Linked DNA regions of Homo sapiens: region 2 is linked to region 1. A link is an interaction called in ENCODE POLR2A ChIA-PET data of the cell type or tissue named here. Cell type or tissue: PC-9. All regions are shown on one strand.

Evidence for each region. Peaks named below come from ENCODE experiments on the same cell type or tissue, not always from the same donor. Only the 100,000 strongest peaks of a DNase experiment are listed, where the experiment ranks them.
Region 2: POLR2A ChIA-PET joins it to region 1 with 10 read pairs; 3 of 35 experiments call an interaction of 5 or more read pairs at or near these places.

Annotation. Positions count from the first base shown.
Region 1 is chr1:44,785,819-44,788,318 of GRCh38, forward strand. It overlaps BEST4 (bestrophin 4), which reads right to left and starts at 2,352. Exons shown (of 9, transcript NM_153274.3): 1 at 1,736-2,352; 2 at 1,554-1,648; 3 at 645-878; 4 at 256-410. The coding sequence starts at 1,887. RefSeq lists enhancers at 209-894, 804-893, 895-1,580 and a silencer at 554-683. In PC-9, CTCF peaks have their summits at 460 and 659; no DNase peak of the experiment used is centred here; H3K4me3 peaks cover 327 bases.
Region 2 is chr1:45,265,504-45,268,003 of GRCh38, forward strand. No RefSeq gene overlaps it. Among named protein-coding and RNA genes, the nearest start is that of LINC01144, 37 kb to the right of the region's middle. In PC-9, no CTCF peak of the experiment used is centred here; no DNase peak of the experiment used is centred here; H3K27ac peaks cover 824 bases.

The DNA of each region.
Region 1 (2,500 bases):
GCTCTGCTAACTAGCTGTGTAACTTAGGCAAATTTCTTTTCTACTCTGTGCCTCAGTTTCCACATCTGTGCAAGGAGGATGATAGTACCTATGTCAAGAGTTGCTGTAAGGGATGAATGAGTTAACATGGGTACAGGGCTTCCAAAAGGCTGGGGTACACAGCTGATGCCATACAACTGTTAGGTATTAAAATTATTATTCATCTTTAAAATTAGAGGGAGGAGGGCAGATGGGTCTGGTCCTGAGCCCACTCACTTCCAAAAGTAGACAGAGAGCGATATCGTCACGTATTCGCCCGTCCCTCCGGGCCTGGGCCGCCAGGTTGGTGAACCAGACGCAGGGGACCCAGTACTTGTTGAAGTCGGATTTCAGGCTCTCAAACTTTTTCCTCTCTTCCTGGGACATGAAACCTGAGGGGGTAAAGCAGGTGGGGTGCAGTTGCACCCTCTGCCGCCAGGGGAGGCTGCTGTTCCGCCGTCTGGCTCCCCTCCCTCGCGTCCACCGGCTGTCCCAGGACTCGCGGTTCCGCGTTCCTGTCGCAGTCCAGACCCTTCCCTGGAGGCCCCTGCTCCCAGGACTCTCCCAGGCGCCACCTGCATCCGGCTGTGGGCCGGACCCCCAGAGGCTCCCGGCGGGCGGCGCACCTGCGTCCACCACGTGCTCCATGGTGGGGAAGCGCTTAAGCACGCGGGTGCTGACCGAGCGCAGCACCAGCACGGACGCCAGGTTCGCGTAGCGGATGAGGGTGCGGCGCAGCAGGCGGCCCCGCTGGTCCACGCCGTGCACGCTAGCCGAGATGACGCACATCAGCTGGTCTGGCAGCGGGATGCTTGTGTACTGGGACCACCAGCGGTTCACCACGAGAGTCACATAGAAACCTGCTTGGCCGCCGTGATAGAGGGAGTAGGAAGGGAGAGTGGAGAGCCTGGGGGTCGGAGCGCCTCACCTCCCCCAGCAAAGGGCCTGGTCCAGGCCAGTTGAATCGTGGCAGGGGGAAGGAAACATTCAGCTCCAGTGCCCTGCTGTGCGAGGCCAGGAGGAGGGAGGAGGGCAAACTTCCTTCAGCAGAGGGAAAGTGGGGATTCAAAGCCAGGAGACTGCTTCCCAGGAGGGTGGGGAAGGGGTTGTCACCTCTGTCCAGCTCCCCTGCAGTGCCCAGGGTGGGCTTGTGAGGCCAGCAGGTGTCTTGTGCCTTGCTGGAAGTGAGGGTCCGGCAAGTGATAGGGCCCTGCCCTCTGGAAGTCCTGGACCCAGCACCCAGCTCCTGTGCCTGCTGGGCCTGCTCTGGCTGACCAGGAAGGCTCTGCCACCGTGTTGAGTAATTCTTTTTTTTTTTTTTTTTTTTTTTAGCAGAGTCTCGCTACATTGCCCAGGCTGGACTGGAACTCCTGGGCTCAAGCGATCCTCTCACCTCAGCCTCTCGAGTAGCTGAGACTGCAGGTGTGTCACCACACCATCTGTTGGGTAATTCTGACCCTCGGAGCTGTCAACCCAACCCAGAGGTCAGGGAACACAGTAAGGGGGACACAGGGAAAACTAGAAGGGAGCCTTACCCAATACAAAGGACAAGGGAATGAGGTCTGCTGAGCGGTTGCAGTACCGGGCCACCTGAGCATACACGTACCTCTGCTCCTGGGTCAGCAGCAGCCTGGGGAAGGCAGGTGTAGGCTTGGGTTAGAGGGAGGTGGGTGGCCCAGTCTCCCCACTTGCGCCAGCTCTAAGACCCTGCCCTTACCGGTAGGTGATGCTAAGCACAGCGTACAAGGCCCCAAAGAGGAGGAATTCCTTGTAGAGGAGCTTGTAGATGCTTCCCCTCCAGCGGAGAAGCAGGCCAGAGAAACCTCCGAAGCGGGCCTCCGCCACTTTGAGAGTGTATGAAACCGTCATGGTGCTGGGAGCCTGGGGCAGGAGGTCACAAGAGTTGCCCCCAGGGCTGTCGTTTAGTTCTCCAGACAACCTCCCTTCCACTCTGGTCTCACACACCCCAGCCTTCACCCTGCGTCAGTGGACAAGGGGGTAGGAGCCTGCAGAGCAGAAAAGTACACCCCACCCCCTGCAGAACTGAGCAGTACATGGGCAAAGCCAGGCTAGAGTTGGACAAGGTAGAACTGAGATCTGTGTCCCTTCATGCATGAGGTTTCCTCAAGCTCCTCTTCAGCCTGCAGGGCTAGGGATAACCAGATCCTGAACTGCTGCGGACAAGAGACGCAGCTCCAGCCCAAATCCACTGCTATTCCTTGGGGCCTTGCTTTGGAAGCTGATTAACTAGAACTACCAGGGCCCAGGGCACTCTCACCCCCATCCCATACCTGCCTACCTGCTCTGGGCAGCAGCCCGTGTGGAAGATGAACTGGGCTAGACTTCAACCCCCACAGACTTAAGTACCTCTGCAGTCCATAAAGTTAGGCTGGACTGAGGCCTATCATTGATGGATTGAAGCTGTCATCCAGCTTCCCCTGGTGCTGGGAACTGGGTGTGTCTCCTTACCCCTGTAGGGTTG
Region 2 (2,500 bases), 480 kb after region 1:
TGTAAAATATGCACCAGGGGCACTATTTCATAGAATGGCATCCTTTAGAGGTTTAGATGAATGGCACCCTTTAGAGTTGTGCAGCTTGGCTGAACTAGGCACCAGACTGAAGCTGGTTACTCATGGACTTTCCTCAACACTCTGGAATTGAGTCTGGGAGATTTCTGCCTCAGTCTACCTGTCTATCCTTTTATTTTGGTTTATTTATTTATTTTTGAGATTTGGTCTTGCTCTGTCACCCAGGCTGGAGTGCAGTGGCATGATCACAGCTCACTGCAGCCTCGATCCCCTGGGCTCCAGCAATTTTCCCACATCAGCCTCCTGAGTAGCTGGGACCACAGGTGTATGCCACCACGCCCAGCTAATTTTTGTATTTTTTGTAGAGACAGGGATCTCACCATGTTGTCCAGGCTGGTCTCTAACTCCTGGGCTCAAGTGATCTGCCTGCCTCAGCCTTCTAAAGTGCTGGGATTACAGGTGTGAGCCACCACGTCTGGCCTAGAGGCTTTTTTTTTTTTTTAAGCCAGTGGATTAGGATACAGAGAACACTAGTGTCAAGTTCACAACTACGCCAATTGTCATGCTGGGGTATGAGGGGAGTGGGTGGATGAGCAGAAAGAACACCCAGGGGGGCCATAAGCAGGTGAAAGATGATTTTATTCAGCAGCAGCTCTCATCAACAGCTCTCTCACACTGTCCGCCCTGTCTTGGCTGCTTAGTCCGGCGGCTCCCACACACAGCTGCGTGGCTGGCTCTCCCTTGCCTTCAGGGTCAGCAGCTAAACTCTCTCTGGGCACAAGCAAGCCAAGCTGTGTCCTGGCTCCCCTCTGTCTGTCTGCAAAGATGGACAGCTTTGACTCTCTTTCTCTTTCTCTTGGCTCCAGCATGCCTGTACAGTGTTATCAGGGCAATTATACCTTTTACAGACAATAGTGGCTTAGAGTCAAGGAATGGCCTTCCCATGTTATGGCTACATGGCTGTGATAACAAGTGGAGTTATACGCCTGCACTCTAAACTCGCTGAGTCACTCTGGATGTTTACCTTGGCCTATTTTTGACCAAAGCACAGCCGTATTCCTTACAGTTAGTAATGAGAAAGAATGAAGGAGAGAGAAAGAGTGAGAGCTGGCAAGAGGGCTTCCTAAGTTCTCTTTAGCACTGCAATCCTTGGCTCCAGGTTATTCCTGAGGTTCTACCACTTCCTAGCCCTGGAGTTTCATGAGATGACCTGTATCCTTATATAAATTCATTTTTCTTTTGCTTAAATCTAGTATAATTCTGTTGCATGCAAACCACAGTCCTAATGGCACTAGAAAACAATAAAAGAATACTTCAATAGAATTTAAATTTGGTAGGATTTTTTGAAAAATCAATTTGTAGAATGTTGCAGGAGCATATATTTTTGTTTGAAGCTGGATGGCCCTGACAATAGAATATGTGAAATTTCATAAATATTAAATTACATCTGTATTCTAATAATCTACATAGTAATAAATCATGTCAGTTGTACAGGACCTCCTAGTCCCTTGCTTTGGGTTAGGTTTCAGTGGCAGAGGGAAAAAAAAATTACTACTCCTTTGTACAGAAATGGATTTATTGTGGCCGGGCACAGTGGCTCACGCCTGTAATTTCAACACTTTAGGAGGCCAAGGTGGGTGGATCGCCTGAGGTCAGGAGTTCGAGACCAGCCTGGCCAACATAGTGAAACCCCATCTCTACTAAAAATACAACAAATTAGCTGGGCATGGTGGTGGGCACCTGTAATCCCAGCTACTTGGGAGGCTGAGGCAGGAGAATCACTTGAACCCCAGGAGGTGGAGGTTGCAGTGAGCCGAGATCACATCATTGCACTCCAGCCTGGGCAAAAAGAGCAAAATTCCGTCTCAAAAAAAAAAAAAAAAAAGAAATGGATGTAATGCAAGATATTAAATGGCTTACAGTATGATTAGATGGGCTGGAGAAACTGTAGGCCAGTCTTCCAGAAACAACTCTCAAAGCCACACTCTAGAGCTGAGCTGTAAAGGAAGCTGCTGCTCCCACTAAGAATAGTAAACTACCAGCTGAATCAGGGATTAACACCCAGTAGCCACCAACTTTCTGAAATCATGCCACCTCTTCCACTTCAGGAAGCTCCTGCCAAATTAGGGAGCCATCACTTGCACTTCCAGGTCCAGACCAAACAGCTCTATGACCATTGGGACCAGAAAGATGGATTCCTAAAACTCTCTCCTGGAACCATATAGATTGTGGGTAGGGGAAGGTGAGTCTGCAGGTAGGGGAAATTACCATATACTGTATGAGGGAATTATTAGGAGCCCAGTTCCTTTTCAGGTCCCATGTGAATGCATTTGTTTGAAGGAACCTAAGTCTCATTTAGAACTCTAACAGTAAAGGAACCTGGGAAACGTAGTTTAACTTTTCAGTCTCTGCATTTCAGAAAGTCACACCATAATGACATTGGAAGAGATGATGAATGAGCTGGTCACAGAATAAGCCATAT